Regions from separate parts of the Mus musculus genome. Here all the other regions are linked to region 3. Evidence: chromatin loops called from intact Hi-C (ENCODE). Cell type or tissue: left cerebral cortex. All regions are shown on one strand. Each heading gives the region's core, and the rest is flanking DNA. Links, peaks and the distances in the headings are about the cores only.

Region 1 (4,312 bases), core at 225-4,224, 65 kb after region 3:
CTCCTCCTAGTGATAGCTGCTTTGAGTTTGATCTCTTGCCACGGGTGGCAAGCCTTTAGCAGTGTCGGTGGGAGTTGTGGGCCCTCTTCTCCCTGAGGCGAGGACCAGGCAACAGTTGGAATGACTCTAACTGGGGTGGCTTGATGGGTCAAGTGGATAACTTGATTTTGTCTTTTGATTTCTCAAAATGGAAATATTTCTGTCTTTGGAAATCTTCTTTTAAAACTGTAATCAATTTAAATAGACACAGATAGAAGGAATAGAAATGATCTTATTGGGATTAGTGTCCAGTCTATGGAGGTGGGCAGAGCTTGGAGAGTTGAAAAGGTGACAGAGTCTTGGAAAGATAACATTAAGAACCAGCATCCAGCCATCCAACTGCATCCTTGAAGAGCTGGGGCACAGATGCCCTCTTTCTGTGAGCCTGTACGTTGTGATTTTGCTTGAACACAGATGGGCATGTTTTGTGTTGGGTGCTTGCAGGGCCTTAGATGAGGCCGTCTTATTTGGATGCACCACAGGCCATGTGAACTTTGCCCTGATGCTCCTTTCCCCCCTTTAAGGGAAATTTTCAAAGTAAATGTACCTCTTTTTTAAATAAATGGCAGGGATAATAACGGAAGAGCTATTTGTGTAATAAATGGTTGTCCATGTTATGCCCTAAGCCCTACAGGGGGAAAGCTTGGTCCCTTACATTAGGTGTCTTGTCCTGGTGCCACATCACTGGCAGAACAAGGATGCAGTGATAAATTGAAGCTGTCCTAAGAAGGACTGGGGCATGGCTTAGCAGGAGGAGTGCTTCCCTAACATGCACTATAAGCTGGGTTTGAACCCCATCACAGCATAAACACTAGACATGGTGATGTATACCTATAATTCCAGCACTCAGTGAGGTAAAAGCAGGGGATCCGAGGCTCGAGAGTTTGAGACCTGTGTAGGAATTGAAATAAAGATCACAAAAAGCCAGAACTCAGGTATTCAGTATTCAATTACATATTGGAGAAGTGAGGCAGTGAGCCATCTTGAGGTCCAGCTTTTAATCCCAGCATTTGGGAGGTAGAGGCAGTGAGTTCAAGACCAGCCTGGGTGACAAAGCAAATTCCAGGCTAACCAGGGCTACCTAGTGGGGCCCTGGTTCAAAACAAATCAAAATGAACGATTGTGACAACCCTGTGACTGTTTTGTCTTTTACCTGAGTCTCTATGGGTCACTTCAGTGTTTATCGGTGGTAGCCAAGAAGGAGAATAAAGAAAACTGGTTCACTGTCCTGACCTTGTGCAGATCCACAAAGCTGAAACCCAACAGGCCAAAGAACCCCAGAGTGTTCTAAAGACTTTTCTTCCAAGAATAACTTGGAGTCACATATACTTTTGAAATTATATATCAGTATAAAACATTAAAATCTCCAAAAGCCACCAGCCCTCTCTGCTTGGAAATGTGGTGTTATGGGAAATGGCTGGCTTTGTTTTCTTTGAAGAAAGGCAATGGATTTATAATTTATAATCTTGGTGCCTATCATAGGTAGCCTCTAGAGCCCCAGGGGAGTTTGAAATTGGGAACAAGATTGGAAGAGAAGATTCAGACAGTGAGATAAAAAAAGCTGAATTCCAAACAGAGCTTGCCTACTCTTTGAATGCGTTTTGAAGGCAATATGAGTCTAGGTTTTATTTTTAAGCTTTGAAAACATAGGAATATCCTCTGGGAAGGTTTGCAGAGAGTCTCTTGGGAATGAGCCTGTAGTTTGGGCAGGGGGCAGGTTGCTACAGCTCCACCCCTGAGCGAATGGCCAAGCACCTTCATGGGAGGTGTTGTCTGCGTGTGGGACAGTGGAAACACGTTGGCGGATATGAGAAGGAAGCCTCGCTGATTGAATCAGGACCAAGCAGTGTGACTTTCCAGATTAGCAGATGGAAATCTGCTGCATGTGCTCAGCATTTCTATTTTGAGCACAGAGAACATCTCTCCAACTGTTTCTTTCCTCTTCTCCCCGCTCCCTCCGCAGACCTCGAAGCCCCTCTGCGCTTTAGTTTTCTTATTTTGTTGGTATGGGTTTGCTTCTAGCCTACACCTTGAGGTTTCTTAGCTGTTGGCCAGGGTGTGAGTTATCTGTTGTGATAATCAGTCAGGCAGGACTCTACAGAATCCCCTCAGACAGGAGCTGTGCTGGCCTCTCCAGGAATACTAGCTGGAAGACAGAGGGTGTGAGCACAGAAGGAAATTAGCTGAGGAAAAACTCCATCCAATAAAGTATAGGCCTCACTAGGCAAGCAGTTGGTGCTAGGCCCTCTGCAAGAGCGCCCCTCATCTGAAGGTCTTTGCATTGCTGGCTGGTATGAAATTCTTGGATATTTAATTTTGTTTTAATTTTATTTTAAGTGTACGTATGGATGTTTTCCTTGCATGTATCTCCATGTACCATGTATGTGCCTGGGGCCTGTGAAAGCCAAAATTCGGCATCAAATATCTTGGAACTTGAGATGTGAGTTTCTGTGTCAGTGCTGGGAATCAAATCCTGGTTCTCTGGGAAAACAGCCAGTGCTCTCAAATGCTGAACCATTGCTCTAGCCTGCTGTAGGTACGTCAGTATGAGAACACTGGTTTAGTTACTATAGACAACTAAAGCAGGTATCTGACTAAAGGGTCCGTGTATGCTTTCATGCACGTGTTCTCTCTGTCCCTGTCCCTGTCCCTCCCCCATCTCTGTCTCTCTCTGTCTCTCTCTGTATTTCTCTCTCTCTCTCTCTCTCTCTCTCTCTCTCTCTCTCTCTCTCTCTCTCTGTGCATGCTTCTGAAGGCTTGAGTTGCTGTGTAGGTATCTGGATTGCAATTCATGAGTCCTAAAGTATGAAATCTTTCTGGTATTTCGAGGAAGGATAAAGAAATAAGACACTTCCATCTGTTTTTAATTTGAATACTTTATTTCTGGAGAAAACTAAAATTTAAAATAAGTCTTTATTCTTTTTTTTTTTCCCCCACGCAGGCCATCTTTGCTAAGTTGAGGCTCCTTAAGACTAAGCTAAAAACATCTATTCATTGATTTGTACAAAGTGCTTTTGACTTAATTTCTATACTAATTGGTTACAGCATCTATGTGAACTATACATATCTCTATATATCAATCTAAGTGACGCTGTAGTATCAGCTGTGAGGCTCTTTCTCCCTTAAACTCACATGCCCATTCTCTTCTTGGAGGATGCTTTAGGCCTATTTTTAGAAATGAGCATAAATGCAGTAAAGATTCTCATGTTACATATGAAAAACCTTCCAGCAGCATCTCGGATGTGGCAAGAGGAAGGGCTTTATGACATCTTTCTGAGTGAACTTAGTTAATAGTTCCAGCTAGTGGGTCCAAGTCTGGATGGACACCTGAGGTGTGCTCGCACAGTATCTGCAAAGCACACCATGAAGCTGAGTGTCGTAACGAGCGTCTTTACATCAAACATAAGGAAAGCAAAGCAGGGGCAGGTCCATCTCTGTGGGTCTGAGGCCAGCTTGTAAATGACAAGTTACAGGCTAGCCAGAGGCAGGTAGATCTCTGTGAGTCTGAGGCCAACCTGTAAATAACAAGTTACGGGCTAGCCAGGGCACCCAGGGAGTCTCTGTCTAAAAATAAGTAAAATACATACTGTCGTTGCTTTTATCTTCATGGCTTTCTAGGTCCCTTGGTAACAAGGAAAGAATGGAATGAACTGTGTCCCTTGAGAGCCGTCTGATGATCATCTCCCTTCCCATAAGGTGATGTGGGGGTTAAAAGCGGGGACTCTGTTCTCCAGGGCCTGTGGTGACCTTGGTCTGGCATGTCCTTGTCATGTGGAAGGCAGGACAAGGATTGGATAGAAGCAGGAACTATTGGTGGATCTCATGGGCTTTAATTTCTCCCTCCCACCCCCTGCTGCTTACCAGCAAACAGGACAAGCTACTTAGCATCTCTCTATTCGTTCTTCACATAGGAAATTGGGCAGAAAACAGTAAGGGCCTTTGGGAGGATCTAGTAAGCTAACACTTGTCTGTCCCCAGAACACTGCCTCGTGCATAGCGGCACACCGGTGTTTGCCACTATTATCGATATTGTTACCAGTATATTCGAGAAACACCTTTGTTGTGTTTTCAGTGTACAAAATGGCAACTCCATTGTGTACTAGAGTGACCAGGTTTACTGAGCAGGACTGCACATGGTAGCACTTGCACTTGGCTCTGTTTTGAGGATTCTGAAAGCGACCTCCTGTGGCTATACCTTGATCCCTGGCAGTGGGGAGATTCTGGGGCTGCAGAATGGCAGGGAAAGAGTTAACTCAGGGCTGCAGCCGCTGAA
Region 2 (4,312 bases), core at 224-4,223, 330 kb after region 3:
ACCTCTTTCTTCTCCCCACCTTTCAGCTCCTTTGTTTTTTGAATGAGTCCACATTTTCTAAATGGGTTTTTCATAATGCCTTCCTATGGGTTTTACTCAATTTTGTTTAATTGGCTTCCTGTTAATTAAGAATGAGAACGAACTGGGTCATAAGCACTCACACAGAGCTAAAGATCAGCTAACGTGTCCCTGAAGGCAATGAAGCTGTAATTTGGGAACAGGTGGGCTGCACTGTTGACTCCTCTGTGGTAGGGAGATTCCATCTGTGGGATGCCGAACCAGTCACTCAACATGAAACTCCCTCAGTCCGTTATGGACCAGAGAATCGTGGGAGGGTAGAGTGTGGGACCTGCGGAGGGGTCTGGCCCCTTTTCTCATCATCTCCAGGTCCTTCTAAAGTTGTGCCCTTGTGGAAGTGTTCTGGTCATCATTTTTGCAAGGAATCTTAGGTGGCATGCGACTTGGCTTTATCTACCCTGCTTTTTGCAGCATGCTTCCTTCCTGTCAGGCTCCTTCAGCCACACCATCTTTCATCGGCATGCTCTCGGGACACCGATGAGGATTCAGTTTCAAGAATATACAGTTTTTCCACCAACAATCTCTTGAAAGCTGTTTTCTCTCAGTTTATTTAGAGGGGAATTTAATTCACTAAGAAAACCACCTCATGAATGTTTTCAGCTTCTTTTTTTGACTGGAGGGGGAGGGGCTCTGTGCTGTGATAGTAAGACTAAGGGTCACAGCATGCATTTTCTGGCAACCAGAGAAAGGACAAGCAGGCTTTAATGATGAAAGTTGCAGGCACTCGTGAGTCACAACTTTGAGGGTTGAAATTATCTGCCGGGCACTGTTCACAATGGTTTTGCAATCCATGTGTATACATACATGCACACACAGATATGCACACACACGAGCACACACATCAGTGACAGATGACCTATTGAAATAATTTCAGAGCCAGTCTGTGGTTGCTACGACAACCAATGCTCTCTTGGCTTTTATCTGGCCATGTGACAGGGACTTTGACGTCAGCCAGAGGCAGAGTCTGTGGCTGAGTCCGCACAGTCAAAGGCTTGTGAGAATCTGGTGGATGCTGGACCTTGCTGCTGCTGCTGCCGCCGCCGCCGCTGTTGCTGTCCCTACAGCTGTGGTTGTTGCTTCCCAGGGGCTGCAGGAGCATGGACTACTAAACCCCCACTTCTTCAGCGTGAGGTAATCGGTTTGCTTTATACACAGGAGTTACGTGGTTTCACAGCCCCTGATGGTTTTCCCTCCCCTCTTAACCTCCTACAACTTTGCCTTCAAGAGCAGTTACTGACGAACGGAGCCAAAGAATGTGAAGCAGCTTCCAGTCACGAATTTCAGGCAGTCTCTGGAACTTGGTTAAATTTGGATTAGTGTTCCATGAAGTAGGTTAAAATGTAATCTTTCTTGCGCAATGCTTGCTAACATACATTATTTAGAAATTCTCATTTTGCAGCGTGAGCCAAATTTGCTCCCTTGAATTCTAGGAATCCCTCCTTCAGTGTTGTTTGGGGTCTGGTAACTCCAGCACCGCCTTGGAGGGAGCAGCTAACTTTTCCTTGTTGCTGCTGCTGATTCTGCGTCAGCCCACAGCAGTCTGGAATTTGGTTTCTACCTCATTTGCAGCATGTATAATTAGCAACAATGGGAACCGTGAGAAAAGACTCTAGACTTTGAAAGTTGTGGTTATTATTGTAAAGGGGGCTTTTGGTACTCTGTAAATAAGAGGGGAACTGTCAACAGCTTCCTGTTTAGAGAAAAGAATCTGCAATATGCCAAGGAAGTCGGGGTGGAACCTTTATGTGTGTGCGTGTGGTTGTTTTGTGGGTGTTACTGTGAAGTGCTATTTTGTGGCTCGCTCTCTCTGAAAACCCTGGTGAAGAGGAGGGACTGACTGGCCTTTTCTAAGGAGTCCTGTAAGCTGGTTCTGATCTTTATTCTTAAAAGTAATTATCTTGAGAAGAAACTAGCCTGGAACTAAATATGCATTGATGTGAGGTCTTCCCTAACTGAAATGTAGATTGAGGATGCTCGATAAAAATTTGCTCCAGGTCTTGTGTGAGTGATTTGGTAACTGATGAGCAAGGATTGCTCCGGCTGTTGTGTGTGCATTGCTGTGGTTCTGCTAGCTCCTTCTGCAGCTCCAAGTTTCAAGGAAACCTCAGGTTCTGAAGCAAACAGAAGCCTAGATGGATAAACAGGTTTCTAGATCTTACAGATTTAACAGAAACGAGGCGTATTTTAGACAGCCATCTGAAATAGAACCAGCATTTGAAGGAGCATAGATAGACTGGCTCCACTCGATATATGCAGTCAGTAGGTTGATGATATAGTTATATTTTAGTTTGGAGAAATAATACATTGTTTGGACAGTAGGTTGACGATATAGTTATATTTTAGTTTGGTGAAAGAATACATTGTTTTTTGCTTCTGTTACTAGGCTCAGAATTGTGGGTTCTACATTTTGCTCTCGTTGGGTGAGAATTCTGAGAGCCTGTAGCCGCAGCAGTAAATGAATAACTGCTTGAATCAATTATTTTCCAAGCAGCTTTCAGTGAATGGACCTTTTGATCAGAGCTTCCGTTAGGACTGTCCACTGTCTGATGTGCTTGTACATACATGTATTTACTAAGACGTCTTCCAGTCATTTAACTGACCTCATGTTCTTGTAACCCAGACGCTACCACTTTCATGAGTCAACTGGTGTGTGACATTTCAATTGAGAATGGGGGGACCAGCTAGCACTGTCATTTAAAGGCATCTCTCGTGGTATACACTTGGTGCTTTAACTTTTCTTGTGTCGACTGTTATCTTCACTCTTTTTCTTGGTTCTCTCCCTGGTTTTAAATTCACAAGATGATTATGTACGACATCCTCATGCCCTCATGCATGAGACTGGATTCCAACAATCAAAACTGTGAGAGAGAGAGAGTCGGTGTTAGTGGCAAAATGTCGGTGATAAAAAGTTGGGAAAAGAGCCTCCCTGATGAAAATAAGAACTTTCAAAGCCTCGAGCCAAGGGTTTGGTTTTTTGTTTTTGTTTTGTTTTTTTTTTTTAAATAAGGAAAGGGGGCTGAGGAGCATCCCCCTGCAGCAGCGAGTCTGTGCTGCCTGCTATCAAGGTCAAGAGTGCTTCAGCCTCAGAAGATGCCAGCATGGAATGATTGACTCTAGAAACCTGGCTGCTGAATTATTAAAGGCTCTGGGTCTAGTTTCAGGAAGCCTTAACCCTTTCAGTGCCACGAGCACGTCTGGCCGTCTGGTGCTACCTGTGGACTCTTTTCCAGAATGATATCTGAAGTGCATAAAACAAAGTATGCTGTGTTGCAAAGGAAACTACTTTTCATGAAAATGTGTCTTTAAAAAAAGAAAAAGAAAAAGAGGCCATGAGTTTGAAAGAAAGCAGGGAGGGGAGAGGGGCAGGGGAAGGGGGGAGATTCAGAAGGTATTGGAGGGAGCAAAGAAAATGGGAGGGATAAAGTTATTATAGAATAATTTCAAAACATACAAAATAATAAAAAATAAAATATACTATCTTTTCATTATGACAGGATAATTGCTTTGTTCATATGTTATTAAGTCATATACCCTACCAGCAGGTGCAATAGCTACCACAGTAATGAGGCAGTGCTTCGCGTGAAGGCTGCTTTGAAATAGAGTTAGTCTAAGAATTGCAATATGAAATGCAAATATCTGCGATTTGTCTTGGCAACATCCCTGGCACTGTGGTTTGTGACCCACATTTTAGTGGAAAGAAATACTAAATTTCAGTTTGGGGTTGGTGGAAATAAAGATGACATTATTTAACCACCCAAGTTCTTGGGGTTCTTCTGGATTCTGTCTGCTCTGGAGGTAACTAATATGTGAGCTTGTGGGGCCAAAGGACATAGAACCCCCTGGACAAAGTCCATAACCTTATTTCAGTTCCACAGCATCTGATTTTATTCTTGGACCCTGAGAACTTCACAGTACACTCTAAATACTGGTGCAGACGGGGATGGCAAGATCCCTCAGCTGCTAAATCTGCAATTTACCTTTAATACCCCACCACCGCCACCCTTAACTCGTCTTCTGTTACCTGCACAAGGAACTCTTACCTGGGTAGATATGGGTTATGAGGAAAACACTATTGACAGGTCACTCAAGTTCAAACCGTGTGCCACAGAGGACCATAGCTGTTTACAAAGAGACCTTTATCCACACAGGGAAGATAAGTGGACGGTGCTTTCATGAAGCATGCTGGGAAAAGCAGACACTTCCCAGAAGAGCCAAACTGGATGCAAGACATAGC
Region 3 (4,312 bases), core at 107-4,106:
GTGGTTGGTATGGAATGTGGGAGGAGGCACTGAGATCACAGCAATCCCCCATTCCCATTTGCCTCTGTAAACCCACAATAGGTCACTGATTCGTCACCTACGTTCATCTCTAGGGACCTTTGAGTTTGCAATAGCAGCTGAGATCTTTTCTGGCCTCAAAACTGTGTTTTGGAGTTGTCTCAGGCTAAACCTATGGTAACTTCCAATACCATATGTACCACAGACTCTCTGGGGGCTTTTGTAAAACAGATCCTTGTTAGGTCACACCCCTGAGCTACAAGTCTGAATCCCTCGGGAGAGGGTCCGGGGCTAGCGCTTAAATACATAAACAAACAAAGACATAACTCCCCAGGTAACTCCAGAGCTTGCCTAAAATGCTGGGCTAATCTTTGAATCTACTTTAGGCAAAATTCTGAATTTCAATTTGCTCTTCAGTCAAATTAGACCTAGGGAAGAGTGATTTCAGTTAGATGAACCCTTTGGCATAAGCGACTGCAAGGATCTAAAAGTCTCTGTCTCTGCGCGCTTGGGGGGGGGGGGGGGGGCGGGGACGGGACGGGGGCGGGGCTGTGGGTGTGGTGAGGGGAGCTAGAGGTCACCCCTGAGTCTCTTTCATCAGTCACTGTGCACCTGGCTGTTTTGAGACAGGGTCTCTCATTCGCCTGGTGGGGTTAGCTGGTCAGGGAGCCCCAGGAAGGTGCCTGTCTCTACCTCCCAGCTCTGGTGTTAACAAACCCATACCACCTCACCAGGCAGTTTTACATAGGTTCTGGTGGTGGATCTCTGAGGTGGCCATGCTTGTCTAGCGAGTACTTTGCTGGAGTTATCTCCTCGGCTGGTAATGCCATTTCTCTGATCATCTTATGAAGGAATCTTGCCAACACGCAAGGCCAGGAATCTTGCTAACACGCATGACCCAAGCACCGTTTCTTTACTGCTTTGTTATTTTTAAATAAGAAGGATTTTGGTTTTTTTGTTTTGTTTTGTTTTTTTTTTTTAATTGATGAAACGTCACCTGGGTTAACCAACAAAAAAAGTTAAAGTGGCTTTTCCGAGGTCATGAGTGGCCAACACAGCAAGAAGACACCTGATAAACACTGGATGATTGCATTGACAAGACATTTGCTTCTCACTATCTTCACCAGGGACAGAGTTTGGTGACATTCTGCAGGGAGGAATAGTGTAAGAAACACGCCCCTTTGCTGTCCATCTTTCCTGAGCGAGTCCTTGCTAAGCCATCCCTTGACAGAAAGCGCTGAGAAGAGAATAGGCCAGTAAAAAAGAGGAGGCTTCCCACCTCATCGTAGACCTATTGGTGCAAGAGAGGGTTTTTTGCGGGGTGGGATTGGGGGGTGCTTTTTAAAAGGCTCTCGAGGATCCCTTGAATAACTGAGAGGTGACAGGAACGCCAGGTCTCGCAATGAAAGCATGGGGAATAATTCTAAGTTGAATCTGACGTTAACAGCACACAGATAACACCCACTGGGCACTGCTTGGCTGAAGCTTGCGGTGGGCTAGGATCCGAGGGAACCCGGCTGAGGCCAGCGGCTGCAGCAGTACAAGGCGGGGCTGCCCCTGCACCTGTGCATCCCAGCTTCGGCTGGTCCCCTCACCCCGACAGAAGCAGCCGAGCCACATCGCACGGAGAGGCCACGTCCACGGTGGGGAGCGGTCAGCGAGCGAGGCTGGGGAGGGGGGCGCGGCTGCGGCGAGCTGTCCAGGGGGAGGCGGGAGGAGGAAAGGCGCCGCCGCCTCGCCCGCGGCGACACAGACGCTGGGAGCGGCCCTGGCGGTGAGTCGCAGCGCCTTCCCTCCTCTAGCAGGGAGCGGGAGCCGCAGCTGGGCGGGTTAGCAGCGGGACCCGAGCCGGGAGCGGCGGCAGGGGGAGAAGAGCTCTCGGTGAGGCGCGAGCCCAGGATGGCGGGGATCGCGGGGCCCCCCAGAACCCGGTCCTTGCAGCTCCTCCCCAGTGCCACCCACCTTGTCAATTTCCCTGCCCTCCCCCACAACCCCACGCCGGCGCCTTGCAGGGACCAACAAGCTTTAAACCGATACGCCCCAGGCTGGTGGCTAGAGAGGAGACAGCAACTTTGCTAGGGACCCGGCGAGGCGCGCTAGCTCGAAAGGGGGCGTCGGCGAGCCTGGCGGTCGGGGAATGTCCGGAGCATGCTCTCCCCGGGTCAGGGACGTCGGTACCGGCCCGGGCCTGCAGAGTCCACAGTGAAAAGCTGCAGGAAGCCCGTGGGGGAGGTGGGTGGCTGGGGAGGGGGCTAAGGGCCGCCGAAGGTGCTGCTGGAACCTGCGGCAGAAATCCGCTGCGTTTTAAAGAGAAAGATTCTCGTGTCTGGAACCTCGCGGGGCGGGGGAAGTGTGTGCTAGGGAGACGTGGAGAGTTTTCAGTGCATACCGGATTTATTTTTAGCTTCGGAGAAGCAGGATGTGCAAAGTGGGTTGTATCAGCCCGGGAGGGGCAGGAGGTCTCCCTGTCCGCAGGAAACAATACACAAGTTTCTCGCTGCAAATGCTTTCTGTAACTTTCGTGCAGAGAAGGGGGCGGATTGAGGAGGTGGGGAGGATGGAGGAAGACTTCATATGCTCTTCCTGCGGGTGAATCTGTCCGAGGCTGCAGGCTAGTCTGCCTGTGTTCCTAAAGGACAGCCCCCCAACTGAAGATGCAGGTTCAAGTCTTCAGTGGACTAGTATGAAACACAGAAGCCGAGGTGCCAAATTCAGCTCTCTGAGAAGGAAACCACAGAAGCCTTTGCTCAAAGTTTTCCTGATTCTGACTAATTGAAAAGAACAGTCATAGGGCACTGTGTTAACCGGGAGCTGGGTTGCTGGCCGAGTTTGGTTAGGCCGAATTGGCAAGGCTTGTGAAGTTTTTTACTCCAACTGGGAGATGCTTGAGTTTCATGCCCAAGGCAATGATGCCAGGGACTGCAAAGGAGGGGCATATGTGGTGGAGAGAAAGGTGAGAGGGGGAGGGACGCACACAGACGCGGAGTGTAGTGTAGTGGGGTGGGGTAGAGAAGCTGTAACTCAATATCCAGATACGCAAGCCAACACAGCTGTGGACATACCCAGCAAGGGTTTTGCAGCCAGATGTTATATTTGAGTTCTGGCTCAGATCAGAACAGCTCTTATGAGCTGGCCGCCTTCACCTCTCCTGTGGTTCCTGGAGCGAGAAGGATGCTGCTGGTAGGTATCAAACTTACCTCAGGGATGCTACACAAATTGGATGTGGCCCTCAGATCCATCAAGCTGGGTATAGGTAGAACCAAGTGAATGTGACCCTTTCCTATTTTTGTGGTTGTTGATTGATTTCCTTCTTGCCTGAATTGCTGCGGTTACATTCCAGCTGGCTTACCGCTCCCAATCAAAACCTTCTTGTTCCAGTTCATTCTACATCCTGTGGACAATCATTCTGAAAACAAAAATCTAAGCTAGTCCCTCTGGCTGACTTCCTTTGAAGGCTTGTCAGAAGCTTTCCAGATAAAACCCAGACTTCAAGAACACATGCAACGCTGTCCTAATCTCACCAAGCCTTTCTCAGGCAGCACCCCACCCCCATTAGCAGGAGCACCTGTCAGCCCCCTCCTTCCTGTCAACTCTTGTATCTACTTCCTATCCAGATGCTACCCACTGCAGTCAGCAGGCGCTGGATACTGCCCTTCCAGGTGGCTGTTCCTTTTCACGCTGCTGTAGCATCCTAGGCATAGGTACACAGGCACAGAATCACCCTGCATAGTGACCTATGGATGAATCTTCCTGCTAGGACTGGGAAAAGAGATTTGGGGTTTAGCCAGGTATTCACTGAATGAATAAGTTAAGCAAAATCTAGTCGCTTTCTCTCAAGCCAGAATTGAACACGGAGAGTATAAGGAGGACCAAGCAAGTCTTTGTCCTTAATTCATTATAAGAAAAGCATCAGAGAGTGCGGGGGAGTCGCAAGCCGGGCATTTCACCTTAGTTTTCACACCTGTCCTTTTTCTCCCAATATTTTTGAGACAGGATCTTAAGCAGCCCTAGCCCCAGCCTGCTCTGTAGCTGAGGCTAAGCTGCAGACCCCTGCTCCCATATAGTACACTCTGGGTTCATAGATAAGAGCTACTGGTCCAAGCTCAGATGCACTCTTCCAGTTGTTAGAGGCAGATGAGCAGTGGAGAAAATCCTAACTCCTCTTCCCTTAGCTTTTCCTCAAGCTTGGCTACAGGGTGGAAGAATACCTATCAAGTTCAGGGGATAAGAAAGGTCAGGGCCAGCCTGACTCTCTGGCCCTTCCTTGGGTTATCACTTCCTTCTGGCGTGGGTT
Region 4 (4,312 bases), core at 69-4,068, 210 kb after region 3:
TTCAATGGCTTTCACAGGAATCATTTTGTTCAAATATGTTATCAGTGCAGCATAAGAAATGGGGGTTTTATGTTTAAGAGAGACACTAAGCCGTCCCTTTAAAATCAACAGAACTGATAAATGGACAGAGATAAGATAAACAGAGCTCAGATTATCTCTTAGGGCACACTCAGCAACCTCCTCTGCCATGTTAAGTTGGATCTCATAGGCCAAGAGGTATTTCAGGGGTGCCAGGCAGACATTACAGCAGAGTCTGGCACTTACTGGGTACATGTATGCCTTAAGGATGTACAGAAGGATTAATTGATTCAGCAGTTTGAGATAGCAGGTCATTGAGCCCTCTGACCCGTACGGAGAGGCAATGAGAAAGAGTGGGGGAGGTGCCAAATCTGAATCTAGATGCTCGAGTGCTCTCCCTGGCTCTCCTACTTAGTGGATGTGCATATGCCGGCTCCTCTCTGTAACTTGATTTTCTCATTCTTAAAATGGATCTAATAGTACTGGCTTGCTTGGTGATACAATACCATTACAATAATTAACTAAGCTTCTATTTGTGCAAAGTACTCTAGCAAGTTCAGGTGCATAGTAATCTCTTTCTAAAAATGCTTGTAGTGTGTGTGCGTGTGCCTGTGTGTTCTCTGTTTTCTTTTTCTTTTTTTTTTAAGATGAAGTCTTACTCCACATCTTAGGCTGACTCCAGACTCCATATGCAGCTCAGCTAGCACTGAACTCACAGAAATTCTTTTGTCTTTACCTATTAAGTGCTGGGATTATGGGTTTGAGCTACCATGTCCAGAAAAATTAATGAATATAGTTATATCTGTTGCTCCTATGAGGAGATTGAAGCACTGGTTTATTTTGGAAGCATTGACACCCTTGTAACAAGGTGCACACTGCTGCTCGGACCCTGGTTTCTGTTTTGCATTAAAAGTCAGGTTTCTTGGAGAAAGGGTTGGTTAGGACAAGGGCAGGAAATATGCAAGATGAGCTAGGAGTATCCAGCAGCACCAGAAAGAGAAAAACAAAAAAGACAAAGAGAAGCATCTCACTCCCCCCCCCCCCCCCACACACACACAAATGTGGGACCCATTTGCCAGAGCTCTGCACAATAAATAAAATAACATTGAACTATAACCTAGAGTGAATGAAACAGAACTACACTCATGTGAAAGATTGGGTAGATAAATACATAAGCGATGGAGCCCTTGCTCCCGCCCCCCAACCCTTGCAGAAGAAGGATCCCAGCTGGTTCACAGACAGGAGGCAAAGCACAGGCTACACAATGATTTTCTTCCATCGAGTGCAGAATGGGAAGGGTGAAAAACTATGGTAGAGCCTGACAAATGCTACTGGAGATAGGAGTGTTGTCTGCTCTGTAGAACTGAGACCAGAGCTTCATCCCTGCCAGGCAAGCTCTCTCTGTCTCACCTCCCCAGGGAACTGAGGTTCATGTCCCAATGACCTGCCATGTTACTAAGAGGAATCTGATCTATGCGAGAAGGGCACTTTCTTTACCTTTGTGGTTTTTCTTCTTGTCATGTTTCCTGACACCAAACATGAAGAAAATATAAAACAGATTCTAGTATTTGCCTATTCTAATTATTTGGCCAGCACTCTTTAAAATCATCAGTGTGATAAAAAGCAAGTGACGTATAAGGAATTGTTTCAGGCAGAAGCCTAAGTCAACATTGTGACTGAATGTCATGTAATATTCCGGGTTGACTCTGGGACAGAACCAGAACGTGGACAGGACCTATAATGGGATCCAATGCCCTCTTCTGGTGTGTCTGAAGACAGCAACCGTGTACTCATGGAAATAAAATAAATAAAATCTTTTTTAAAAAAATCACTTTGGCGTGTAATTCATTTGTGTGTCAAGACTCCTACCTAGAGGAGGATATTCATCGATGAACTTTAAAACGAAATGCACTATATACATTTATAAAGCACTCTGCTGCATTCTTGTCCTCCTGGGAAGGACGAGCAAGCTGGGTGTGGTGGTGCAGATCTGTAATCTCAGTACTCAGGAGGCTAAGCCAGGAGGATCTTGAGCTCAGGATCTGTCTGGCTGCAGGAGGACCCATCTGGAAAACAAAATTACAAACAAGCAAACAACAACAATTAGAAAAAAAGAGAACAAAAATAATTCTCAAAGGCAAAACATAATTGATTGAGTGCAATGAGAACTGGAATTCGATGTGTTTCTTCTACATCACAGTGGCAGACACCTGACAGAAAAACTAAAGAGAGGAGATGTTTCTTAAGGCTCTTGGATTCAGAGAGATAGCAGTCTAGCTTATCAGGAAAATCATTGCAAAGTGGCTCCATCTGTGGAGGCAGGAATGGGGGTGTGTGGGGGGGACAGTAGTTACCTGCTACCGATTGTGTAGCACAGAAAGCTAGCTGGAACCACGGTGTAATTGCCAAGGACCTGTCCTGATTGACCTAAATCTGTCAGGGAGGCCTTACCTCTTAAAGACCCCTACAGCCTTCAAACAATGCCACAAGTGAGGGCCTACTGCTCAGAACATGAACCTGTGGGACATTCCAGATCCAAACTATAACAAAACCCATGAGTTTTGTGCTGTCTATTGCTACATAAAAAACTACCTCAAATACAGGACTTAAAGTACCAAGTCTCCCACTTTCTTTGTGACTGCCACCTGGACAGATTCTCATCTAGGAACCACCTAGTACTCTTTGATATGTGGCATTTCATAGCCCTGTCTCCACAGGACAGCTCATTGTCTCAAATTTAGCAGAAGACAGCGAATGCTGTAGCCTGCTAAGTTGGATTCTTGCCAAGCAGTTAGGGAGGTATCCATCCAGTTGGAGATGCCATAGTTGGCTGAAGGTAAATGACTGGCTCAACCTTGCACTTCACAGGCAAGGATCACACTGGTGTGGATCAGTGGGAACCACCTGAGGGTGTGTACGCACATTGTCATATGAGAATTACATGTCCAGGCTATGAGTCGTGGAATGTTGGGATCTCCACCATGGACGGACAAACTTACAAAAGGCAGAGTGCATGGGATGTGCTCACTGCCTGCTTTCCAGCAGATTGTGGCTAGAGGTAAACAAATGGGTTTTACTCCACCCCCACAACACAGAAAAGTCACCAACGTCTTACAACGCTCCTCAAAGTTACCAGATGAGGGTTGGTGTTATAAGAAGAGTGAGGAGTCAGAACAAATATATAGAGATAGTTCTTAAATATATCAATATTTCTCTGACTAGCCTTTTTTTTAAAAGCACATAAATTTGCACATAAATATGCTCTTGACTCCATGGCAACCATGTTTGTGAATTTTAAAAGCTCACTTCATCAAAGTTCAGATAATAGAATAGCATTGCTAGCTTTTCACGGTTATTCATTTTAAGGCTACTTGGTGTTTTTATACTTTCATTTTAAACTTCTGTTCACTGGCAACTAATAAATAGAATGATCCCATTGAAGTTGTATGCATAATGTTTATAAAGTTTTGACTTTTGTATGTATTAGAAAGTCATTTTTGCAGACTCCTTATTATGAATTCTGAGTCCTTATAAAACATCACTTCCAAAAATGTGGTGTTACTATGCTGTCCACTGATTACTGTAACCACCACCTGCATATTTAGCATCTCATTTGTTTGTTTCTCTCCTCTTGGTTTGGTGGCTCCTTATAAAGTCAAATCATCTCAGAATCCCTACTTCGTATTTAGGCATCAGAAGTGCACCTGCCCAGCAGCTGCTTGCCTGCGTTGAACTTAGGGCTCTGCCAGCATCTGTGGGTGGGTTTGGGTAACACGATCACGGAGCCTATGATGAGACATAAACAAGAGGTCAGCTCTGCAGTTGCCTTGAAGGGTTGGCCAAGGGTGGCTAAGCTGAGGCGAACGGGAGCCACAATGTGCTCACTCAGTTAAGACACCTGCAGGGAGCAGGGTTTTCAGTGCTTCCGGACTCCCTTTTCTCCATTCCACACCCTCCCCTCCCCCCATAGTTTTCCTCACTCATTCACAGTAAGCCTCAGGCTGTAGGTGTTGGCTTCTCTTATGCCAAGGGCTTTAAAGAGCTGTTGTTCAGAGGAACAGAGCTATTGACGAAATAACTCATTTATCACAGAAAGGTCAAATTTTCCTTCCTTCCTTTGGAGTTGTTTTCTTTGTAGGAATTAAATAAAGGCGTCTTTTAAAAACATACAGACAATAAGTGAAGGTAAATACAAGTAACCTTTCCTGTTTGAGGCAAGGGAGAGGCCCAGGGCTGCATCTTCCTCAGTCTCCTCCCATGGAAGATCCTAGAATCTCTCTCAGCTCCTGATCTA
Region 5 (4,312 bases), core at 235-4,234, 78 kb after region 3:
ATGGCCATAAAGCTCTGTAGAGCTCTGCTCAGAGCACCATAGGATTCATATTTTGTTTTTTTCTTTTAAAAATGGCGCCTGGAGTTAGCACAACAGAATGCAGACAGTCGTTAGAGCCTAGATTGGCCACGTGTCACACACCATGATGGTACAAAGATTATTATGTTCTTCATTTTGAGACAGGGTCTCTTGTAGCCCAGGCTGGCCTTGAACTCACTGTGCAGCTCCCCTCTACCTCCACGTTCCAAATGCTGGGATGGCAGCTATATTACACCAATTCTGTCTTTGCTGTGTTTGCTTTGGAAGGAGAAGTTGGTGCCCAGGGACACGTACTAGCTTCAAAGGTTCTTCCACCAGCTTGTGTTTGCAGGTCCCTTTCTCCAGGCTTTGGAGAGGGGGACTCTTCTGTCCTCTGAGACTCAGGGCTCTAGAGCTGGCACGGAGAGTCCTTTCTTTCTCTCCTCCTACTTGCAGCAGATTACTGCTCGCTCTGTCAACAGTTGCTTAGTTACAGTTAATAGGTAGGGAGGGCTAACTCTGAGCAAGACTTTGTGTAAAGCTTCTCCCTCAGCCACATCTTCCTGTGCTTCTGTGTCCCCACTGTGAAGATGGTGAGCTTCTCCTTTGTGTAAAGCTTCTCCCTCAGCCCATCGCCCTGTGCTACTGTGTCCCCACTGTGAAGATGGTGAGCATCTCCTTTGCCCCTGAGAACCATTTTGTGGGTGATTCTCTTCTAGGGGACCCTGGATAGCTGTGGCTGCTCACTGAAGCCTCATTCTGAGAGGCCACCTCTGGAAGGGTTTGCTCCATTGCCATTCTTCTTGAGGGCGAGTGCTTCCCAGGGCGCCTATGTAGCTGCTCACAGCTGCAATTTTGTATTCACTTGATGGATGCCTCTATCCTCCATTGGCTGTCCAGGGATAAAGTCTTGTCTGTTTATTCTCCCCATTTTATTCCCAGTTTCCAGGGAATTCTTACTACATTTGTCAAATGAACGGGGGGGGGGGGCATAGACATCTGGCCATCTGGAAGAACAGACTCTTAAAACAGAAAACTAAGATAAGATATAGTCTTGCTCCATATCATAGCAACATGGGCTACTGTAGAAGTGAAGTGCACAGGCACATACTTACCCATGAACTGTCACCCAAGAGTGGCCAGGGAATGTCCTGCAGCTGAGAAAGAGGACAGATTGGAGGCAGGCAGTGTGCAAACCCAGAGTCTACCCTTTAATGTCCCAATGTTCCCTATGAAGATTAGTCGCTTGGGGTGGTGTTTCCAATCATGAGTAGCCAACAGTGTAAGTCCTGCTTTACTGTTGAAGAAGCCACACCAAGTGTTGCTCCATGGGAACCACACTCATCTCACTGAGCTGTGCCCATCCCATCAGGTGCAGAAAGGGACCTGCAAACACAAGCTGGTGGAAGAACCTTTGTGCTCCTGAACATGGCCGGTGTACAGCGTCAGCCTCCTGTCTCCAAAGTCTTCAAGCCCTAGTAGTTACAGAGCAGGACAGAGGAACAGACCCTAAGTGAGACTGAGACCATTATTAAGAAGGGGAGAGGAGGAGAGTGGAGTGGAGAGGGGGGAAGAGGAGGGGAGGGGAGAAGAGACAGGAGACAAGAAGAGGCATAGCTCAGGGCATTTTTCCTGAGCCTAAAGAGCTTGGGCTGGAGACAGAAGGCTCACATCCATGGGGCAGCCCAGACTGCTCAGTGTAACTGAACAGCTCCACAGAAGATTCATGGAGATCAGGGGGTGTTTGCCACTCATTTCCACAGTCACACATAGATTCTTTCATAAGCACATTTACCGCATTTTTAAAATGTGAAATATAGGTGTACCCGACTTTGTAACAAACATGGAGGGAGACATCTGCTATCTCCCCCCTCCACCCCTGCTCATAAATATGAGGGCAGCACTCAAAGAAGGTAGTGGATTTCCTGAAGATTAAGGTATTCAAGGGTCAGCCTGAGAGTTCTGACTTACCATTGCTTACTGTTCAAGTTCCTCAAAGACATAGCAAAGAAATGGAATTCCTATTGCCTGCCCCACCGTGCAAGAAAGTGCACACACAAGCAACCAGCTGCAAGTGTATGTCCCAGTGTGCCCTCAGAGTCCAGAGGAGAAACTATGTGTCCTCCTTTTCGGTTTTTACACCTTTGAGACAGGGTTTCAGTTTTGCTAGTGGCCAGTTTACTCCAGTGATCTTGTCTCTGCCCTCCTTCCCCACAGCATTGGTGTGGGTTAGAAATGGTGTCCTGAGTCCCTTGAGGCTCCGGCTGCTGGGCGAGGTGGGATGAGGGAAGTGTGACTGGCACCCCCAGGGCTGTGAGATGCTGCAGGACCCCCACTACAGGGGTGGGAAGGCATAGTCTGAAGTCCCCACAGAACTGTTGGAATTGGCTCGGGGTCCCCAGGCCTGCACAGAGGCTGGGGATGGCAGGTTCTAGTTCCTGGACACTGCGGATGCCAGAGTGTGGGCCGGCAGGCAGGCTCTGTTCCTGGGCCGAAGGAAAAAGGGCAGGGGGGAGAGCTCTGGCTGGGTTCACAGGGAGGAGAGTCCTTGTCTTGCTCAGCTAGCTTGGTTTGGAGGAAGCCCTGTCTGGGAACGCAGGGAGGCCTCCCTCGGGAGGTTAGATGTGCAGTTCGGCAGGTTAGGGGAACACCTGCTCCATTGCTCCAGCACCGTGGATACCAATGAGAAGAGGTAGTCCATGGTTTTAAGGCATTTATTTTAGAAAGGAAGAGAGAGGGAGAAAGTAGGGAGTAGAGGCTGGCCATAGAGGGGAGGAAGTGTGTGGGGGGGGGCAAGGGAGCGAGAGGCAAGAGTAAGAGAGTAAGAGAGAGAGGAGGGGCAATCAGCCCCTTCTATATTAGGCTAGGCCTACCTGGCTGTTGCCAGGTAATTTTGGGGAGGAGCATACCTGATAGGTAACTGTGGGGGTGGAGTCCAGACAGAATACAAGGAGCTTGGGGCATTGCCTACATGACTGATGGCCACGCACATCCCTGAGGGGGACTGTGGGAGGCTGTGTCTGCAACAGGAGCCAGGGGCCCAAGGGGCATGGCCAAACACCTGGCTGTTCCTTGAAGGCAATAGTCACCTGCCAGGTCTCTGGGGTTCAAAGCCTGTGCTGGACTGGGAGCCAGGCTGCCTGTGCACAGCTCACTACCCCACACGCTGGGACTGTGTGTGTTTGTGTATGTATTTGTGTGTGTGCATGGGTGTGTGTGTGTGTCTGTATGTGTGTGCATGCATGTGTGTATGCATGGGTATGTGTGTCTGGGTGTGTGTGTCTGTGTGTGTGCATGTGTATGTGTCTGTGTGTGTGTGTGTATATGCATGCCCTTCCTTTTATATGTGTGCTGGGCTATGATCTCAGCATCTTAACGCTTGTGTAGCAATCACACTTTCATTTCTCAAGAACTCCAGTTGTTCTTACTAAAATACTTAGAGCACGAATTCTCTTTCAAAATTTGAGAAAATGCAGTTAAATCCTTCTACACTTCTGGATTTTTCGAGACAGGGTTTCTCTGTGTAGCCCTGGCTGTCCTGGAACTCACTCTGTAGACCAGGCTGGCCTCGAACTCAGAAATCTGCCTGTCTCTGCCTCCTAAGTGCTGGGATTAAAGGCGTGCACTACCATGCCTGGCTCTCCTTCTACGCTTCTTATGATATTATTTATGATTTTGAGTACTTTTTAAAAATGTGGAATTATCGAATCTGAAAGTAATAATTGTTAAAGCTTTAAACATATGTCTGTTGAACTGACATCTTACCTTCCAAGGATGCATGTTCTTCATTACATGAACCTCTATTGAAAAGAAGTAAGAATGTAGCATTCTGCACTCTGGGTGTTTGCTGGAAACCCATACTCCTGGTGTCAGAGTCTAAAATTCTAGCTTTGCTCTACAGCTACAGAGTTGTGCAAGGTCATGCTCTAACCATAACATGCCTCCACAAACGCTCACTGGGGAATAAGAAGACAGGCAAGGACACTGGTGGATTTTAGCTTGGTTTTCTTCTATTTGCTGTCTATCATGGAATTCCACACAGTGGGGTGCTGTGTCCTTAAGAGCAGGTGGTTTATGTGGTCCATCCTTTTGAATGGGCAGAGCTAGTTTAGTAGCTATCTAGCTAAGTGCCATGCTTGCCAGCACACAGCATGCTCATCCAGCCCTACAGCAGTGGGTCTTGCTCGACAGCCCGTCAGTCGTCAGTCCACATCCCAAGCTAGTTAACAGGTGAGGGTACTTTCAGCTTCCTTAGAGAGTGGCAGACTGCATCCTAGAGTGGTTGTAAAATCTT
Region 6 (4,312 bases), core at 182-4,181, 55 kb after region 3:
AGCGAGGAGGGGCCAAGCAGCCCCTCTTATAGTGGGCTATCAGGAGCATACCTGGCTATAGTCAGGTAACTGTGGGGGTGGAGTCTAACAAGAATGCCAGAAGCTTGGGACATTGTCTGCGTGACTGATAGTCACAGAATTATGGAGTTGGGGGGCTCTGTGGTTTCAGGCACCTGATTCTGGGAACATGCCTCGCCTTTCCTTGTAGAGTTTTCTACTGGGTCACCAGAACAAGCCCCATTCATCCAAAATAGGCTGCCTATCACAGTCACACAGCCTTCCTATAACGCTGCCACATAGGAAGGAGGTCACACCGTGGCCATGCTTCACAGATGGCCTGACGGTAGCGGCATACCTAAAACTGATTTAAAGTTCCCATTTTCATTTGTTCCACCACGTATTTCCCATAAGCTTCAAGTTCTTCACAGGAAGAGGTGTGTACAGTGTGCTTGTGTGCATGTGTGTGTATGCTTGCACGTGTATATATGTGAGCAACAAGCACCCTGCAAAATAAGGGCTTCCTCACTAGGAAGCTGACCCACGAAATGGTTGTGAAATGGTTGTAGAACAGTCAGTTGGCCATGAACTTACTTCCTGAGATGCTGTTTCTAGGGGTTCAGTGTCACTTGTTACATCAGGGTCATGAGCTTCCAAGATGTGTTAACAATGTAGAAAACTTTACTATTGAATTTTCCCAAAGAGGCGAATTGTGACAGTGCCGGAGCCAGCAGACAGCAGGCTGTACTTTGGGCTGTTTCCTCCACCTACTTCCACTCAACCCTTAGCATGAGATTCCCCAGCTCTGGAAACTGGAGACCAGACAACAGTGAGGACGTTGCCTTCTGTCACGTGGGCCATGGCTAAGAGGTGGTTTGCATAGACCAGTTTCTGAGCACACATATTTCAAATCTCACTGTTCCCCTGCTGTGCCTTGCTCTTCCAGTGTGGGATCCTCAGGTTGGTCTTATGCTTGTAACTACTGATCCTGGCTTGGCACCAATGGTAACTAACTCCAGGCGAGTCTCCATGGAAGATGAGGGGAATAGCCTTGTGGCCCTCTCTACCTGGGGAGAGCCCCCGTTAACTACCATTAGGAAGGATTACAAACTTCATCACTCTGTCCTGTAAACTCTCAAACTCAATAGCTTCATATCCAGATCCTCCAAGTGCCCATCATAGCACTGATGCCACCTGGGTGAGGCAGAGTATGCATATGGTGGAAAATGACAGTGGAACGAGGTAGCCGAATGAATGTTATACAACTGTATTGCCCAACTGCCTTTTATACAGCTACAAATAGTCCTGGGATTCTGCCCAGGGATGGACGTAAAGGCCTCAGATGCGCTAGGAAAGGTTCCTGGCCATCAGTGTCCTTTGCATTAGGGTAAAGTCTGCTTTGCTTACTGCTGTCAAGGAAAGTGTGGGCAAAGCACCCATCACTCTTTGGCTTAATTTGAATGCTGCCTAATGGGTAGAGAGAGATTTGGAAAAAAAAATACAGCCAGTTTAAAATTTAGTTCGCCCATGCTATTCTAAAAAGAAAAAAAAAAAAGAGTGAGAACCCTGAAAGTACGAAGAGAAAGATATTAAATGTAATCCTATCATTTGGTACATTTCTTTAAAAAAATATAGTCTCTATATATCTAGAATCTATTTATTTTCTAAAAGAATGCATATATTCTATAATATTCTATCTATATATTTAATATATGGATTTTAAAGTAAATTATAACATTCTAAGGTTCTCATTGTTGGGTATTTTGATTATTTCAATGCCATATCTATATCTATCAATATCTATATCTCTATATAAAAGTATCTATAAATATATTTTGCACTAAATATCCTTTGCATTTGTCTTTCTGATTCCTTTTTCTTTATTATTTACATAATAAAATCCTAGGAGAAACTCCTAGTGGTGAAATTATTGAGTCACAAAATTTGAAGGCTATGCAGAATCTTCCACATGAAGACGGGTTGCTCTCCAGAAACTGTGCACTGTGTATTCTGGGAAGGAAGGAATGTGTGAGTGTTTTCTCACTCTCTAGAGACATGCACTAGGATTTAAAGAGTCTTTGGAATCACATCGTAGGCCTTCCTGCTTATGCCAGGGATGGCTGTGAGGCTGAGCACTTCTCCCCAGGCCCTTGGGCTTGCATGTCTTCTGTAAACTGATGATTCTCTTGCCCTGGGAAGAAGTTTTTAACTAGACAGGTTTTAATTAAGGTGTTCCCCAAATTAATTAATCATTTAATTAATTAATCATTTAATTAATTAATCATTTAATTAATCAGTTCCCCAAATTCACAATGCTTCTTAAATGGATTATAGTTCTGTGATTTCTTCCTCTCTTTCTCCCTCCCTCCCTCCCTCCCTCCCTGCCTCCCTCCCTCCCTCCCTCCCTCCCTCCCTTCCTTCCTTTTTTCTTTCCTTCTTTCTCCTGCTTGCAATTTTGCTAACCTTTCTTCTCTCTAAACAGAAGAGTGACCTACAGAACTATCCTTGGCATTTATTTTTTATTTTAGTTTAATTAGGCTGAATCATATAAAACTATCTTTTTTTTTTTAAAGGAAGTTGAAAAATGGTTCAATGGCAGAAACTTTTGTGTGTATAAACCTGATGTGTTTCTCTTGGCAGTCTGACTTAAATGTCCTTCTCTTTCTAGAACAAAACCTCTTTCCTCTGTCCAGGGTCACCCAGTATGTAATGTTTATTGATTTCTCTCCCTTCATTGGACCAAATATGTACAGTATTGCAAAGAAGAGTCTGCTGCAATTTTGAACCAGTCTTAGTTGAATGACTTGGTCAAATTGAGAGAACTGATATCTTAGTAATTCACATGCCCAGAGTATTATCCATTTTCGTGTGTGTGTGTGTGTGTGTGTGTGTTTTAATTAGCACATCACTATTGTTAGTAGGCAGTATAGAAGTTCAGGCAGTATAGTTTGTTAGCTGTAGTCCTACATATTTGATTTTTGAAGTGTGTAAGCTGTAGGTGTGCATGTATTCCCGTGTGTGTGCAGGGACCCGTGCTCACTGAACCCGGAGCTTGCTGTTCTATCAATCTAGCCAGCCAGCTTGCTCTGGGACTCCACGTCTCTGCCTCCTCCACACCCATCCAGTTCTTACCTGGGTTCTGGGGACCAGTACTCTGGAACTCAGTCTTTCATGGCAGTCGCTGTAAGCACTGAGACATCTTTTCTGATGCCTGTCTTAGATTTTTTATTTAAAAGAAAAAAACCATTGTGTATTGTAATTTAATATTTTTTTTCCTGATTGCCAGCATGTAGAGATGACACATTTTGACATAGCAACCCTGTCTCACTTCCCTTCCTAACTCATGTCTTAGATCATTTAAAGGTAGACTCCATGTCTTAGATCATTTAAAGGTAGACTCCTTTAGGTTTGCTAGAAACACAACTTGTTCTCCTTCCAGCATCAATTTCTCCCTTTCCCACCACGTTTCATGGTTTCTGTGCATTTCTTTTCTCCCTTCAGAATGTAAGCTACTTGAGGGGACAGACTTGGGGCTAACTTCCAGCATGACACTCTCAACGTGGAAACCATTGGCACCGGCATTGGCTGTGGATGATGACAGGGAAAGTGACGGAGTTAAATTGCAGCTTAATTGCAGTCCAATCAGTAAACCAACCAGGGAACCGAATACTGCTCGAAACTGGTTATTTATTTTTATTTCTTTATTTCTTTATTTTGAGTTGTTACATCTGGACTCATGGCTCAGCTTGTGGCTCTCAGTGTGATGTTGGCATTCACTGTACTATCATTATTTTTTTCCAGACACTTTTCCTAGCAGTTTGAGACCTTCAAACCAGCACTGACTGTAATTCCCATAGCACAGATCCTTAGACTGCACTGACTTCAAACCCAACTCCCCAAGCTTCTGTTGGTGTAGGGAAAAAAACAAAATAAAACAAACAAACAAACAAAATAACCACCACCAAGAAACCCCGCCAAACCACCCCTGCAATTTCAATATTGCTGGAGTGAAGCCCTGGGAAAATCTTGGCGCTCGGCCTTAGATTCTACCACGCAGTGTTATTTTTAGATTTCTATTATGCACTCAGAGTTTGTGAATAAATCGTATTGAGGAGGGGAATGTAGCCCTGCGTGGGTGGTTGGTGGTCTTTTTTCCAGTAAGTAGGAACCTTTGGGTTCTGAAGTTCTTGAAGCTGGGGTAGCGACCGGCAACCGTAAGTTACAGAGGACTCCAGGGCTGGGGGAGAGGGGTGGATGTGGGTTGGATTCGGGAATAGTGGTGGGTTGGATTTCAGCATTTGGTTGCAGTGATCCG
Region 7 (4,312 bases), core at 239-4,238, 180 kb after region 3:
AGCATTAAGGAGCCAGTGTTAAGAGTCATGTGAAGTAGGAAGCTATTGAAGGTTTTGACCAGAAAAGCAGACATAAGCTAAATACACAATAAATGACCATCCAGATGTGATCATGCCAAACCCCTGGTGTATTCACGAAAGGCAAGCCATTCCCAGGGCTGGGGTACAAAGGTGGCTGTGTCTATGAAGTCTGTTTGGCTGCTGAGCAACACCACATCTTATTTCCCTTTCTGTTCATTGAGAACAGAGTGTTTTTACCAAGCACTTCTCATAAGTAAAGCTCAGGGCTGAGCCTGGGTTTTTACAAATGTTTCTACGACAGAAGCCTCAGCCCAGTACTTCATATTGAAATTCCTGGTCCTTTACCAAGCTCTTCTTAGCTTGCTTTACTGTTTTCCCAGTGCTGGACACTGAGCCAGATCCTCATACATGCTGGACAGTGTTCTACCACTGAGCTATTTTTCTCAGTTCTTTATAACTTTTTAAAAATTACATCTGTGTGTGTGTGTGTGTAAGCACGCATGCTGTAGTGTATATGTGACAGCCAGAGAACAATTCAAAACCATTAGTTCTCTCCCCCAATATGTAGGTCCCAGGGACCAAACTCAGGTCATCAAGCTTGGCAGCAGGCATCCTCATCTGCTGAGCCATCCTGACGCCTCCTTTTCTCAGCCTTGAGAAGGCTATAGTGATTGTTTTATAGCCATGTTGTTTTACAAGTCACCGAGTGGCTGGCTCTACATTTCTCCAGATGGAGGTCAGCAATGCTTACAAAGATGGCTAGCATAAGGTCAGAATCCTTTAATTATTCTGTGCTGTGACCTGATACCTGATGAACAACTAGGAGAGCAGGGACATTAGAGAGAGGTCAGTTCATGGTAGTTCGGTTCTGGGTACCTGGACAAGATATCATGGAGTCAGAAACATGTGGTAGAGGAAATCACTTAATGACCAACAAGGAAGGGGTATGGACTGGGGGAAGAGAAGAGAGATAGACAAGAGAACTGGCAACACAATACAACCTTCTAAGGTAAGTTTCCAGTGACCTTCCTTCAACTAGGCCCTAGTTCCTTGATGGGAGTTTTTGCAAATGGGCTCAGCTCTTGATGAACTTAACTTGTGAAGTTAGGGTGCTGAACCAATGGTCACCCAATAAAAGCTGGTCACCCAAGACACATTCTAAGTTTGTTATCTCATGCTCAAGAAGAATAAGGGAAGATAAGGCAGAGTGAAGCTGGATTAGTTAAGGAAAAGTAAGAGAGGACTCTGGAGAGTGGGAGGGAAGACATGCCAGTGTGCTGCCCAGTGGTCTCTCAAGAGTCTCATGGTGGGAATGGGATGGGTACTGGGGTATCCTTATTGGACTTGTCATTTGTTAATGCATTATGGGTAAGCCAGTGAGAGGTCAACTGTCCTATAAATACTCCCTTGGCCCAGCTAGAGAGCTATTTCTTTGTTATTCATCCAGTCTGTGGCAGGTTGTCACATGTATTTTCTAACTGGTTTATGATACACCATGGGCCCTGCTCTTACTTCCTGGGGACAGTTAATGACTATCTCAATGCCAGGCAGAGACCAGGTGTCTAAACATGATTGGGAAGGACCTTTCATAACAAATAGTCCCAATAACCATCATCTATCACTTGACTTACATCCCAAAGACTTCATTGAGACTGTGGCAATCTCTTGCTTTCCACAGTGAGCATTAAATTGGGAAGAGTTGGCCACAGAGGTGGCCACATGAAGACTCATACCAGAAATGACTGTTGTTCATCTGGGACAGAGGAGTTAGGCAATACAGGATGACCTTCTGTCCCAACTACTCAGTTTGGAAGCAAAGTGTGCCTCTTTCAAATGTGAACGTGTGGTTGTCCCTACAGCAACATTATACATAGTGAGGACATTGCATCCAATCCAGTGGCAGAAGTCTTACTAAGAGAAAGTTGGGCTCCTTCCCAGGTACCCAGGATACACACCCACCCACATTCCTCCAAACATGCAGGAGACAGAAGGGAACTGTGGGAAGGAGAAGGTGTGGGTTAGGAAAGGAAGCATCCTGTGGCTGTCGGCCTCTAGCCAGCTCTGCAGGTGTAGTTGCCCACACAGGCAATCAACAAGCCACATAGAGGGCTCTATTCTAATCTGATCAAGTTCTTTGCTATGTTACCACCCTGGAGAGAATCAACTCAACGTACTTTTCAGTGCTATCCACCCCTACATCTGTCTGGTCACACTATTCATATCAAATCTCTCCCATCTATTCCCTTTGCCCTCTCTCCACCCATGCTGTGTTAGATATGGGGTTTGCCTATGTAGTCTTGTGCTGGAGGCTGATGAGACCTGCCTTGCATGAGCCCCAGGTCACTCGTGTGCTCTGCAGCTGTGCTCAGAGATGATGAGCAATGGGAAGCAGGCAGGTTCCGAGTTAGACATGTTTTTATTCATTGAGGGTTGTGCTGTATCTAATTGCCATTGCCCCCTTGGCTTTGCCTGGTGTTTGTAGCCAGGGAAACTAGGGAAGAGAAGGGAATGTGGTTCAGCAAGCCAGTGCATATGGAGAGGGTGTGTTGGAATCAGAAAGCATGGTCCATGGCTGGCGGAGAGGTGTTTTATAAGCCTGCTGGAGTTCCAGCTGGTCTAGGCTGAGGCAGAAGCCTAGGAAGATGTGAATTGTTAGCGACTTCATCTGATGGACTGGCAGCTCTGCATCTCTGACATTTACATTCTTCATATGGACAGGAATGTTCTCGCTTGCCTCAGAATGAGCAGCCATATGGGGCTTCCTCCGAGCTTCCACTTGCACTCCTGGCCAGCATCTTCCAGGGATAAACTTGGATCTGACACCCTGGCAGCAGGGTGCATTATGGGTGAGCCAGTGAGAAGTCAACTGCCCTATACATACATACATACATACATACATACATACATACATGCATACATACATTCAGCTAGAGAGGCATTTCTCCATTCTTCATCTAGTTTTGGGGAAGGGGGCTCTCACATGTTAGGTATAACTGGCTCATGATGTACCATGAGCCCTGTTCTTACTTCCTGGGGATGGTCTAAAGAGAAATGTCTTCTTTTTTAGATGGGATGACCAACTAAAGTTCTCTTCATGGCTAGAAATAAGTCTTTAAACACACTACCCACACCAGGTAACCCCTCTCCTCACTCCTGTACAGTCTACACTTTGCCAGCAGTTCCTGTGGCCTGACCTGGGGCTCCACACTCTGAACTTAAGGAGTTCTCATGCTTCCGTAGTTTGAGAGTTAGGACAAATAGCCATTGTAGAGACATTTGTCAAGGGAATGCAAGTCTGTGGGCTGAAATGACTTGTTTAGGACCATTAATTAATTGATTAATTAAACAGCAGGTGAGTGCTGGGCCCTGAGAAATTATCTGAGGCACTAGTTCCAGGAGGCTCCGGAGGCAGCCTCAAGAGCCTTTCAAACACAGATGCCACAAACCAAGCCGGGAAAAGTCAAAGCTGCCACTGATGGACATAGGAAGAAAGAGCCATGGCTCAGGCTTACACAGAGGCCAGGGTGGTATGGCTTTTCCACACGCCTATGGAGCAGGGCCTCTCCCCGTTCTTCTGTACTTGTAAGCTCCTTACTGCCTTGGCCTGAGACTGCTGAGCCCACTCGAGTCACCCTGTGTCTTAGTTAGGCTTTCTATGGCTGGGATGACCCATCATGACTAAGACAACTTGGGGAGGAAAGGGTTTATTCAGTTTATACTTTCATGTCACTGTTTATCACTGAAGGAAGTCAGGATAGGAACTCAAGCCAAGCAGGAGCTGATGCAGAGGCCATGGAGGGATGCTGCTTACTGGTTTGCTCATCATGGCTTGTTCAGCCTGCTTTCTTATAGAGCCCAGGACCACCAGCCCAGGAATGGCATCACTCACGATGAGCTGGATCCTCCCACATCAATCACTAATTAAGAAAATATCCCACAGGCTTGTCTACAGGCTGATCTTATGGAGGCATTTTCTTAATTGAGGTTTCATCCTCTCTGATGACTGTAGCTTGTGTCTGGTTGATGTAAAATTATCTAGCATGCTCTGTAAATATTTTTTCTCCAGGCCTTCTTTCTCAAAGCTTTAGGTACATGCAGAAGATTAAAATTCTCTCAGGTTTCTATCAATAACAATGATTCCGTTGGGGGGGGGGAGTAGGTGTCAACATGGGTTATAATCTTGTATTCTATTTTATTCCTTATATTTTAGCATAGAAATGTATACTGCAGAACACTATATTTATGATCTATTGCCACCTGTTCCCAATGTCAATAGCATATATTATTGTTT

What was found. Hi-C counts contacts between places; a loop is a spot of excess contacts. Peaks named below come from ENCODE experiments on the same cell type or tissue, not always from the same donor. Only the 100,000 strongest peaks of a DNase experiment are listed, where the experiment ranks them.
Region 1: a loop joins it to region 3, with 3 times the contacts of the local background. A loop is called at or near these places in 11 of 42 quality-filtered maps.
Region 2: it touches region 3 in a loop (4-fold over the local background); 7 of 42 quality-filtered maps call a loop at or near these places.
Region 4: it touches region 3 in a loop (2.4-fold over the local background); 3 of 42 quality-filtered maps call a loop at or near these places.
Region 5: it touches region 3 in a loop (2.7-fold over the local background); 9 of 42 quality-filtered maps call a loop at or near these places.
Region 6: it touches region 3 in a loop (4-fold over the local background); 11 of 42 quality-filtered maps call a loop at or near these places.
Region 7: a loop joins it to region 3, with 5 times the contacts of the local background. A loop is called at or near these places in 2 of 42 quality-filtered maps.

What each region holds. Positions count from the first base shown.
Region 1 is chr15:37,724,507-37,728,818 of GRCm38, reverse strand. It overlaps a transcript of Ncald not described here. Among named protein-coding and RNA genes, the nearest start is that of Gm15942, 26 kb to the right of the region's middle. In left cerebral cortex, for the core only: a CTCF peak has its summit at 2,308; DNase peaks (open chromatin) are centred at 1,838, 2,189, 3,249, 3,388 and 1 more place; H3K27ac peaks cover 3,894 bases.
Region 2 is chr15:37,456,114-37,460,425 of GRCm38, reverse strand. It overlaps Ncald (neurocalcin delta), which reads left to right and starts at 1,044. Exons shown (of 4, transcript NM_001170868.1): 1 at 1,044-1,209. In left cerebral cortex, for the core only: no CTCF peak of the experiment used is centred there; DNase peaks (open chromatin) are centred at 1,861, 2,092, 2,629, 3,732 and 4 more places; H3K4me3 peaks cover 3,708 bases; H3K27ac peaks cover 3,165 bases.
Region 3 is chr15:37,789,483-37,793,794 of GRCm38, reverse strand. It overlaps a transcript of Ncald not described here. Among named protein-coding and RNA genes, the nearest start is that of Gm15942, 91 kb to the right of the region's middle. In left cerebral cortex, for the core only: a CTCF peak has its summit at 1,822; DNase peaks (open chromatin) are centred at 1,551, 1,994, 2,424, 3,498 and 1 more place; H3K4me3 peaks cover 1,931 bases; H3K27ac peaks cover 2,528 bases.
Region 4 is chr15:37,580,093-37,584,404 of GRCm38, reverse strand. It overlaps a transcript of Ncald not described here. Among named protein-coding and RNA genes, the nearest start is that of Gm24833, 21 kb to the left of the region's middle. In left cerebral cortex, for the core only: a CTCF peak has its summit at 1,789 (motif pointing left); no DNase peak of the experiment used is centred there.
Region 5 is chr15:37,711,834-37,716,145 of GRCm38, reverse strand. It overlaps a transcript of Ncald not described here. Among named protein-coding and RNA genes, the nearest start is that of Gm15942, 14 kb to the right of the region's middle. In left cerebral cortex, for the core only: no CTCF peak of the experiment used is centred there; a DNase peak (open chromatin) is centred at 1,902.
Region 6 is chr15:37,734,180-37,738,491 of GRCm38, reverse strand. It overlaps a transcript of Ncald not described here. Among named protein-coding and RNA genes, the nearest start is that of Gm15942, 36 kb to the right of the region's middle. In left cerebral cortex, for the core only: a CTCF peak has its summit at 1,906; DNase peaks (open chromatin) are centred at 2,039, 3,623 and 4,065; H3K4me3 peaks cover 140 bases; H3K27ac peaks cover 736 bases.
Region 7 is chr15:37,608,814-37,613,125 of GRCm38, reverse strand. It overlaps a transcript of Ncald not described here. Among named protein-coding and RNA genes, the nearest start is that of Gm24833, 7.4 kb to the right of the region's middle. In left cerebral cortex, for the core only: no CTCF peak of the experiment used is centred there; DNase peaks (open chromatin) are centred at 2,007 and 2,675; H3K27ac peaks cover 1,819 bases.